2 separate regions of the Homo sapiens genome follow, and region 1 is linked to region 2. Evidence: read pairs that join two places in POLR2A ChIA-PET (ENCODE). Cell type or tissue: A673. All regions are shown on one strand. Each heading gives the region's core, and the rest is flanking DNA. Links, peaks and the distances in the headings are about the cores only.

Evidence for each region. ChIA-PET counts read pairs that join two places held together with the same protein. Peaks named below come from ENCODE experiments on the same cell type or tissue, not always from the same donor. Only the 100,000 strongest peaks of a DNase experiment are listed, where the experiment ranks them.
Region 1: POLR2A ChIA-PET joins it to region 2 with 13 read pairs; 2 of 35 experiments call an interaction of 5 or more read pairs at or near these places.

What each region holds. Positions count from the first base shown.
Region 1 is chr5:139,015,711-139,021,276 of GRCh38, reverse strand. It overlaps SIL1 (SIL1 nucleotide exchange factor), which reads left to right. Exons shown (of 10, transcript NM_022464.5): 7 at 1-106. Among named protein-coding and RNA genes, the nearest start is that of LRRTM2, 140 kb to the right of the region's middle. In A673, for the core only: no CTCF peak of the experiment used is centred there; no DNase peak of the experiment used is centred there.
Region 2 is chr5:138,570,748-138,576,254 of GRCh38, reverse strand. It overlaps HSPA9 (heat shock protein family A (Hsp70) member 9), which reads left to right and starts at 854. Exons shown (of 17, transcript NM_004134.7): 1 at 854-1,017; 2 at 2,129-2,187; 3 at 2,405-2,492; 4 at 5,114-5,295. The coding sequence starts at 937. LOC105379193 (a long non-coding RNA gene) reads right to left here and starts at 5,177. Exons shown (of 3, transcript XR_001742900.1): 1 at 5,089-5,177. RefSeq lists enhancers at 260-399, 1-625, 540-819, 1,060-1,109, 626-1,273. In A673, for the core only: no CTCF peak of the experiment used is centred there; a DNase peak (open chromatin) is centred at 834; H3K4me3 peaks cover 2,415 bases; H3K27ac peaks cover 3,623 bases.

The DNA of each region.
Region 1 (5,566 bases), core at 191-5,190, 450 kb before region 2:
ACCTGCTTTCCTTTGGTGGTCTTCAAGTGGTGATCAATGGGCTGAACAGCACAGAGCCCCTCGTGAAGGAGTATGCTGCGTTTGTGCTGGGCGCTGCCTTTTCCAGGTGAGCAGTATAATGGACGTCCCAATGGCCAGAATTGCTTGGCCTGATCTGCTTGGAAGAAGGGTACACTTGAATGTGCCTGTTGCTACTGACATTTCAGTGTCATCTCAATGAAACTAGAGTAAAATTTGATTCTGCCCTTATTCCAAGTAGATAGGAATTTTTACCCATGTTGTCACCATCTGTGACTCTCTGTTCCCCCATCTTATGTGTATGGACATTTAATAACACATCTTAGGTCACATTCTCTGTTTTATTCAAAGCTTGTAAAAAGTTAGACCAACTATAAATAGTAGAGAGGGAGGGGAATAAACAAGAGTAGGTCTTTTGGCAGTAAAGCTACATCTAGTGACGAATAAATGATGAGCCTGACCAAGGGGGTGCTTTCAGGGAGGAATGTGTCTTGCCCTAGTTGTCTGGAACCAATGTACATGCCGTCAGATTATCGCCCTCTCTAGGTTGGAAATTGTTGAGAATTTCAGTTAGTCTGGCTTGTGATGGAAGACTGATAAGGCAAGAGGAGTGGGGAGGTAGCATCTCGAAAGAGTAGATGCCAAAAGATATGTAGGCACCACATCATTCTACACCACCTGCAAAGGTCAAGATATCTGCATGCTGCAATTGGTCCATTGGAGCTATTGTTCCTCCCATTTTTGAAAATCTGCTCTTAGGACCATTTGTGCCTTTAAAACAGGAACAAATATTCTGATTCTTGCTGCAAGGGCATGGGTGGAGGCTATTAGATGCTTAGATGCAGGTCACGATGTTACAGGAGAAAAGCTATTCTGAACATATTTACCATTATAGGCTTTGTTTCGAGAAGATTTCCTTTGTGCTTTATCTGTGCTTGTTTTTTAAATCAGAATCTCAGTCTGATGCTCTCTCACTCTGAAAGGCATTCAGCATATTTTCTTAGTAAGTTGAAGGGCAGAGCTGGGAAAGCTGGAGGAGTTGTTCCATGAGGAGAGGCACTGCCGGCCTTTGTTTCCGTTATCACCACTCTGCCTGGATCTTCAAGCCCTGGCTCCCTGTGTTGGTGGTGTTGACAGTCAAGGCTCTGGCCTCAAGGGCAACTCCACCTCCCTTGGTCTCACCTCCCAGAACCAAAGTCTCCCAGGAAGCCCAGGGAAATCTCCTCCTGTGCAGCCACTGGAAAGATGGAAAATCTGCATGTTTGACGTTAGTATCTGCGGTTTCAGTCATGAGGAAGTCCAGGAAATCCAGGGTCTTAGCCTTATAAGGCTTTAGAGGCTTGAGAACTTACTAAAGCTCACTTTTTACTTCTCAGGCCAGAAAAGAACTAAATCCAACATTATTAACCTCTCTCCAGACCCTTTTTGGAAATCTTTGCCTTACTCCCGAGTACTTTTATTCTACCTTTAATATGAACAAATTATCCTATACGTCCCTTGCCGTTGCTTCTGGAAATACATTACTTGGGGGAAACTGTGTAGCATTTTCATGTCACATCCTAGTTAAAGGGGACTAATTAAGTGACTTGAGAAACATGCGTTGGGCCTGCTTTGCAGACCCGTAACTCACCCAGGGGCTGTGCCAATGTGTGGTGTTATTAAGACTTTTCTGTGATTGTATTAGCTTAAGACCATGTTAACATTTATGCAGCATCAACTAAAATTTAAATAGAGATAAATATAAAATATTGCAATTTAGTGTTTTGGTGGCAAGCAAACTGCTGTATTCAAAATGTTCTAGCTAGGTTTTTGATGGCTCACTGGAGGGCTGTTACCGTGACAGCATGGTATGGCGCCAGAGCTTTTGGAAGCCAACAGCAGGCTCCCAAACACCATGGAAATGTCAATGTTTTCTGCAAAGAGGAACTTGATGCAAGGTAAGGATATTTCTACATGGAGAGGTAGGTTTCAGTACTCTAGTCTGATATTCATCATTTACTCTTCATGTCTTAAGTATTGGCTCTGCACCTCTGTAACCGCTTCTAGTATACAGGTGTGTATACACCTGCCACACATGTGCACAAATACACAACACAGTGATGGGATGAGCTTGCTCTTTATCAAGAGGGTGTTCAGATGATAGTGAGCACTCTGGAATCATGGAGTCCTAGCACTGGGGATAGTATCTAGAAGATATTCTTTCTAGTTTTCTGCTGATGGGCATGAATACTGCTCAGTCAGTCCAGATGTTTGGGTATTTAGGAGGATTAGGCAGACCACTGGACCTACAGTCAATCTAGTTTCAAGTTTAGTTTCTACTATTTCCTATCTGTGTGCCCATGGACAACCTTTCTAAGCCTCACCTTTTTCTTACGTTAACAGGGAACAATAATAGGTGTTCTCTGCATTTCATAAAATTGAGTGAGTATCAAATAATATACAATGACCTGTGAAAACGGTTGTAAAGCACCTGTCAGTGACAAGATGGTATCAATATCATCCCCCTCATCAGGATGTGTCCTTTATACTATGAGTTTCTGCTATAGTAATTCTTATTTCTTTTCTTTCTGCAATAAAAACCTTTATCTTCCTCATTTTCTCTTCTGTTAAGTCGCTTATATTCTACCATGTATCTCTTGGTGCTACCCTTTTTTTTTTTTTTTTTTTTGAGTCAGGGTCTCATTCTTTTCACTCAGGCTGGAGTACAGTGGCCCGATCTTGGCTCACTGCAACCTCTGCCTCCTGGGCTCAGGTGATCCTTCCACCTCAGCCATCTCTGTAGCTGGGACTACAGGTACGCGGCACCACATCTGGCTAATTTTTATAATTTTTGTAGAGGCAAGGTTTCACCATGTTGTCCAGGCCAGTCTCCCGGACTCAAGCAATCTGTCCATGTTGGCTTCCCAAAGTGCTGGGCTTATAGGCATGAGCCACCATGTCCGGTCTCTTGTTGCTAATCCTGCTGCTTCATTGAGGGCATTTATTTGCCTGCTTGGGTTAATTGCTTAATAAGGTTTTGATATACATTTGTGTGGATGAAGAGATCTATTTCCTGGTGTTAAACATGAAGCAATTATTCCAAGATCGAGAAGAGAGAGTACATGTAAATGTAATTGACATGACTACTAAATGTTACATGACCACTGAAATAAAGTTTATTTAAATACTATTCACACTTATATATGGGTCACACACGTTCATTTTCCTGTTTTTGCCCACATATAAGGCAGGTCAAGCTCTTACATAAAAAGATATGCAGGGGTAGGGGTGCTGATGCTTTTAGCAGCTTCGTCTTTTAATGGTTTTTCTTTTATCTCAAACCTGCTTTCTCCTTCTTCAAGTAAATACTTTCATTGGCCTTTCTGTGACCTGATTTAATCTCATAATGGCACTTGTGTGTGTCTGTCTGCAGTCTGACCTACCAGGAGTCTCTGGAGTTCCAGACAAGTCATTTGTGTTTCTGTATAAGGGGAGTCTCGAAAAGGCTTTGTGAATTTCAGAGGCCAGGCAGCCTTCTGTAATCTGGTTTTGGTTCTTAGCAAACTAGCCGCCTGCTTTTGTTTTCCTCTTAGCTCCCTATATATCTCCTTTACCTCGTAACCGTCAGGAGTTAAACTATCAAGTAACTAGTATGCCTGCCCCATGTAACACTGACTTTGCTGTTCTCATGCCCCTGCCTCAGTCACCTTTGGAGTCCTGTATCCTTCTTTAATAACCCATGTTCTCATCTGCACATGTATGAATTACTATGCAATTACATGGGCTTATAAGCATTCATGTTTGCAGTACTTTTGAACTTTCCACAGTTTGCAGGATGTCATGGAACTGAACCTAGTACAAAAAAGGATGTACATGTGCCATTAGTCATGGTGAGATTATGTACTTTTACAATGGATCCCCAGAACAGGTTTCTGTTCTTCCCCCTTTATCCTTGGCATCATCCTTGGAACCTCCTTGGCAGATTTTGGGTTATATATATCCCTTTATAAAATGAACGTATCCCCCTCCCCCAACCTTGTCCCCTCTCACCTCATGCTTTGTTGGCTCTCTTAATTTCCTTAGTTGTGCTCTTCCTGCTGAGGGTTTACCAATTAATTTTAACTCTTTGAACCTGGGTGCAATGGCTTACGCCCATAATTCCAGCACTTTGGGAGGCCACGGCAGGTGGATTGCTTGAGCCAGGGTTCAAGACCAACCTGGGCAACATGGTGAAACCCTGTCTCTACAAAAAATACAAAAATTAGCTGGGCATGGTAGCATGTGCCTGTGGTCCCAGCTATGCTACTCGAGAGGCTGAAGTGGGAGGATTGCTTGAACTTGGAAAGTCAAGGCTGCAGTGAGCCATGATCACACCATTGCACTCCAGCCTAGGTGACAGAGTGAGGCCCTGTCAGGGGGGAAAAAAAAAAGAGTAGACAGAAAGGAATACAAATGAGTGCACATGGGCATTAAATTAATGTACTTGAAACTACTATTCCTACAATCTGGTTTCTGTCCCTGAAATTTTTCAAGAGTACTATCCCTGAAATTTTTCAAGAGTACTTTGTCATCATTGGCATCTTTGTGGCAGTCAAACTGTTGGCTGCCACTTTCCTTAGGGAACTTTACCTCTTGGCTGCCATGTCATTATAGTCCCTTGGTTTGGGGATGATTGTAATTAATCACTCACTCCCCTTTTCCTTTTTTGGCAACATCATCATCTTACTATCTTCTGTTAATAATTGTAGCTATTCACAAAGATTCCTCCAGCCTTGTCCTCCTTCTCTCTTTTCATTTTCTCCCATAATGGTACTATCTATTCCTGTGGTTTCGAATCCAACCTCACTGTGGATGACTCTAGTGTCTACATTTAAGTCCAGCCTTTCTCCTGTGGTCTTCTACGTTTCTACCACACTGTCTCATCGCACCTCAAACTCAAGAAAGTGGAACTCATTATTGTTTCACAAACTAGATTTTTCCTCCCACATTCTCTTTTTATCTGTTCTTGGCATTGTGACTATTGTAGTTCTCCAAGCTTGAAACTTTTGAGTGATATTTGAGTCTACTTCCTTCTTCACTTTCTCATTAACTTAGTGAACAAGTCCTGTGGATTTTAATTTCTACTATTGTTGTCTACTAGACAATCATTCCCCATTTTTCTGGTTTTTAAGGTTTTTTTTTAGAGACAGGGTCTCACTGTGTTGCCCAGGCTGGAGTGCAGGGGCTCTTCACAGGTGTGATCATAGCATACTACAGCTTGAACTCCTGGGCTCAAGCAGTCTTCTTGCCCCAGCTTTCTGAGTGGCTGGGATTACAGGTATGCATCACTGTGCCTGGCCTCCCCCTTTTTCATCTACTAAGGAACCTCGATAATGTGAGGGCAGCAACATGTTTAGGCAGAAGATTCCCTTCCCCAGTTCTAGGAAATGCGCTATGAATGGTCTAAAGCAAACATGGAAATCCCATTCTCTATGGATGTGTATTAGTTTAGAGATGGCCATGTGGCCCAGTTCTGACCAATGAGACATAAAGAGATGTTTGCTTGGAAGCCTCTGGGAAGGATTTTGTT
Region 2 (5,507 bases), core at 508-5,507:
TGGTCTCGATCTCCTAACCTCGCGATCCGCTCGCTTCGGCCTCCCAAAAGTGCTGGGATTACAGGCGTGAGCGCCCGGCCAAGCTCAGCTATTTTTTTTTCCCTTTGTGCAGGCTAATTGGCCTAATGTTCTGTGTGAATCAAACGCTTCGTAGTTGGAAACCCAAGACCCCTGTGATAAAACGCAACACGAAATTGTTTAACGTCTGTCTGCATATCCAAGTGTCTTTCAAGTTGTGAACAACGGGCGGGACCAAACAACAAAAGTACTGACGTCCTCACTTCACAAAGCCACAAGACAAGATGGCGCCGTCCTCCAGGAGCGGGAGCTGGGAACACGTCCACGCCCGGGGGGTGTGCACGCGCCCGGGCTCGCCCCAGGGAACGCTGGCGTGCACTCGGGCACCCAGTGAGCGCCGCAGTTAGTCTCCACCCATGTTTTCCGCCACTCCTTGCGCACATGCGCTCTAGGTTCTTAGCTGGATGTCTGTTGCGCCAACAGGCTCCTCCTCCCGCGCAACTGACGCAAGAAGACTGTAATCGGTTCGCAATTTATCCCGTGTGACCTTGAGTCTTTCCTGTCGCCGAGGACCGGGGCTGTCCGAGATACGGCCTTCATATCCCTCTTCCTCCCCTGGACTCTTTCTGAGCTCAGAGCCGCCGCAGCCGGGACAGGAGGGCAGGCTTTCTCCAACCATCATGCTGCGGAGCATATTACCTGTACGCCCTGGCTCCGGGAGCGGCAGTCGAGTATCCTCTGGTCAGGCGGCGCGGGCGGCGCCTCAGCGGAAGAGCGGGCCTCTGGGCCGCAGTGACCAACCCCCGCCCCTCACCCCACGTGGTTGGAGGTTTCCAGAAGCGCTGCCGCCACCGCATCGCGCAGCTCTTTGCCGTCGGAGCGCTTGTTTGCTGCCTCGTACTCCTCCATTTATCCGCCATGATAAGTGCCAGCCGAGCTGCAGCAGCCCGTCTCGTGGGCGCCGCAGCCTCCCGGGGCCCTACGGCCGCCCGCCACCAGGTGAGGAACTGGGACCTTCCCGAATGGGGTCACGGCCTCGGGCCTTGGGCCTCGGGCTTCGCTGCGGCAGGCCGCGCGCCCTTTAGGGTTTGAATTCTCCAGTATAGGTCAGGCGGGAAGGAAGGTAACGGGCCTTCCATAGTTAGCGCTGCCGGGTCAAGATTTTGCCCAAGGTTTTGCCTCCGGCTTGGGCCCTGCTGAGTCACACCCCTCGCGATCTAGAGTGTCATTTCAAAATTACCAGGTAGTGGTCCTCATGGCCTGTTCTGTGGCTGAATGGAAAGGTTTGGCCTTGGGGGTGAGGGATGCAGTCTATTGGGAAAGCCACTATTTTCAGTTTTATTTTTGGCTCCTCTACAGAATACAGAGTGTGTAAGGATCCCGTTGATACGGTGAAATAAAATAAGAAAGCTCTGAGTCGGAACTCCAGTTTTCGTGCTTAGCAACATTTTCTCAAAATCTGTGGTGTAAGATTGTACTCGTTTGTTACTTCAGAAAAAAAAGCAGATCGTGGGGCGGAGAAAAGGCTATGGAGTGGTTACTTGTTTTCTAAAATAAAAGACAAATGCTTTAGAGAACAGGAATTGTATGTGGGCATTAAGGAAGGCTTGGAAGGAGCCTGAGGTTAAGTTGTAATAAAGGTCTTTTATCCTAGTGAAACGCCACTACTTTTCTTTTTTCTTTCAAAGACCCTTAGTAACTCTAGTTCTTTTAAACTAATTGCACGGCAAGGTAAGGGGAAGTGTTTTCCCCCAGGGGACATCTGGCAATGTCTGTGGATATTTTAGGTTGTCACTTACTTACTGGGGTGCTTATTGGTTTCTAGGGTGTCGAGGCCAGGGATGCTGCTGTATATCCTACAATGCACAGAACAGCCCCCACCACAAAAATTTCGCCCAAAATTAATAGCGCCACGGTTGAGAAATCCTACTGTAATGTGATTCTAAGGCCATCTTTTATTTACCTTTTTTCGTCTTACTTATTTGGGAAACTTTAATATTTACTGTTTTAGTAGCTTAATGTATTTTATATACTAAGTGAGCCCAAGTTTTCTCTTTTTCCTCCCAGGATACACACTGGTTGGTGACTGAGTCAGTTTTTTCTTTTTTAGGATAGCTGGAATGGCCTTAGTCATGAGGCTTTTAGACTTGTTTCAAGGCGGGATTATGCGTAAGTATAATATCATTTCCTTTGAGAGGGAATACATATTAAACTTCAAAGCAGTGTTTTCTACATTTGTGATTATTCTTCTCTGTAATTATTTATCTGTATTTATTTAGAGATTATGTAGTATACCACTGTTAATTTTCCAATTAAATATTATCTTCCAGTGACTTTGGTCTATCAAGATAACAATAGCTGTGACACTGTTCTAAATGTCTTACAGATCAGAAGCAATCAAGGGAGCAGTTGTTGGTATTGATTTGGGTACTACCAACTCCTGCGTGGCAGTTATGGAAGGTAAACAAGCAAAGGTGAGCATGATTGATAACTAGTACCTTATCCAGAATCTGTCCAGAATTCTGTGCTCTTTTCCTTAGTTAAGGAATTTGAGAACCTGATTTGCGCTTTTTTTTTTTTTTTTTTTTTTTTTTTGGAGACAGTCTCTATAGCCCATGGTGGAGTGCAGTGGCACGGTCTCCGCTCACTGCAACCTCTGCCTCCTGGGTTCAAACAGTTCTCCTGCCTTGGCCACATAGCTGGGATTACAGGCATGAACCACCATTCCTGGCTAATTTTTTGTATTTTCAGTAGAGACAGTTCCACTGTGTTGGCCAGGCTGGTCTTGAGCTCAAGTGATCCGCCCACGTTGGCCTCCAAAGTGCTGGGATTACAGATGTGAACCACTAAGCCTGGCCTCGAAGTACTTCCAACTAAAACAGCAAAAACATAACTATAGATCAGGGCTGACCGGGCATAATGGCTCACGCCTGCAGTCCCAGCACTTTGGGAGGCCAAGGGGGGTGGATTACCTGAGGTCCCAAGTTCAAGACCAGCCCGGCCAAAATGGTGAAACCCCGTCTCTACTAAAAATGCAAAAAATTGGCCGGGTACAGTGGCTCACACCTGAAATCCTAGCACTTTGGGAGGCCAAGGCGGGTGGATCACAAGGTCAAGAGATCGAGACCATTCTGGCCAACATGGTGAAACCTGTCTCTACTAAAAATACAAAAATTAGCTGGGCGTAGTGGCACACACCTGTAGTCCCCGCTACTCGGGAGGCTGAGGCAGGAGAATCGCTTGAACCCAGGAGGTGGAGGTTGCAGTGAGCCAAGATCACATCACTGTACTCCAGCCTGGGTGACAGAGCGAGACTTTGTCTCAAAAAAAAAAAAAGAAGAGACTATAGATCAGGTTTTTCATACCCAATGTTGGGACAAGAATCTTTACTTCCACATGGAGAATTATATCTACTTCTAAGTTTTTTGGGGGGTTGGCCACAGATATCAGGCATATAGGAAAAATGCCAAGAAGCCCAAATTAGGGCCAAGAGAAGGAATAATCTCTTGGTGCCAAACAAGTGGGATAAGAAGACCATAGACAGTTCAGGTTATTTCAGAAGAGGAGATTGGGGGGAAAGGAAGTATGAAAGCAAAAGAGGCCATGAATGGAAGAAGCAAGAGTCAAGAATTCCAGGTGTTCTAAATCTTGCTAAGAACCCGGTGGGAATAAAGGTTGCATGTACAGAGTAAGGAGGCTTCAAAAGAAATAGCCTGCTCCAATGAACAACATGCATTACTTCAGAGATGAAGCTCCACTTCTAGTCTGTCTCTGCACACCCAACTTTGTTTCAATTTAGAAAATGCAGCACTTTGGTGGTTACCAGAGTAACCAAACAGTGCAAGCCATTCCCACCCCTCTTAATAGTAAATTAGTAGTCCTACCTCTATACCACATTTAAATCCTTTTCTGGGAAGTTAGATACATACAATTATCAGCACTACAAAGGTTCACCTGACAAGAGTCTTAAGCAACCAAAGCAGTTTTTAAAATGTAAATCAGGGCCAGGCCTGGTGGGTCATGCCTGTAATCCCAACACTTGGGGAGGCCACTTGAGTGTGGGAGTTGAAGATCACCCTAGGCAACATAGCAAAACACTGTCTCTACAAAAAATTAGCCGGGCATAGTGGTGTGCCCCTGTAGTCCCAGCTACTCTGGAGGCTAAGGTGGGAGGATCAGCTGAGGCTGGCAGGTCAATGCTGCAGTGAGCCGTGACAGTGCCACTGCACTCCAGCCTAGGTGACAGTGAGACTCTGTCTCAAAAAAAAAAAAAAAAGCCAGGCGCAGTGCCTCAAGCCTGTAATCCCAGCATTTTGGGAGGCCAAGGTGGGCGGATCGCCTGAGGTCAGGAGTTCGAGACCAGCCTGGCCAACTTGGCAAAACCCCATCTCTACTAAAAGTACACACACACACACACACACACAAAATTAGTTGGGTGTGGTGGCAGGCACCTGTAATCCCAGCTACTCAGGAGGCTGAAGTAGGAGAATTGAACCCAGGACAGGGAGTTTGCAGTGAGCCGAGATCGCGCCACTGCACTCCAGTCTGGGTGACAAGAGCGAGACTCCCTCTCAAAAAAAAAAAAAAAATAGTAGTTTGAAAGTAAAGGGCTAAAGATACCTTAACTAAATATCTACTGTTCATTAACTATCAGCAGTAAAGCATGCCCGGTAGTATTGTTGATGTGCATTTGTTTCGCAATTTGGGAGCTGTTTCTGTGTCTTAAATGATTGCTGCAAACATACCAGTAATAGGCTGGGCGTATTGGCTCATGCCTGTATCGCAACACTTCGGGAGGCTGAGGCGGGCAGATCACCTGAGGTCAGGAGTTCGAGACCAGCCTGGCCAAAATGGTGAAACCCCCGTCTCTACTAAAAAATGCCGAAAAATTAGCTTGGTGTGGTGGTGCACGCCTATAGTACCAGCTACTAGGGAGGCTGAGACAGAAGAATCGCTTGAACCCAGGATGCGGAGGTTGCAGTGAGCCAAGATTGTGCCATTGTACTCCAGCCTTAGCGACAGAGTGAGACTCCATCTCAAAAAACATACCAGTGATAACTACAAACTTACTCTCTATCACATTTTGGGAGTTTAGGTGCTGGAGAATGCCGAAGGTGCCAGAACCACCCCTTCAGTTGTGGCCTTTACAGCAGATGGTGAGCGACTTGTTGGAATGCCGGCCAAGCGACAGGCTGTCACCAACCCAAACAATACATTTTATGCTACCAAGCGTCTCATTGGCCGGCGATATGATGATCCTGAAGTACAGAAAGACATGTGAGTAACAGCAAAAGTTTTTTGCAAAAAGCAGTTATTTGCAAGGGCCACACAGAAGAGCCTCAGCATGTTGATGAGGATCCCTGGAGCACCTTACTTTAGTAATTTTACTTATTGTCCCTAGGGGAAATCTGTACCACTGCCAAAAGGGTAATCCCTTTAAAAAATTCATTTTTGGCCAGTGCAGTGGCTCACACCTGTAATCCTAGCAC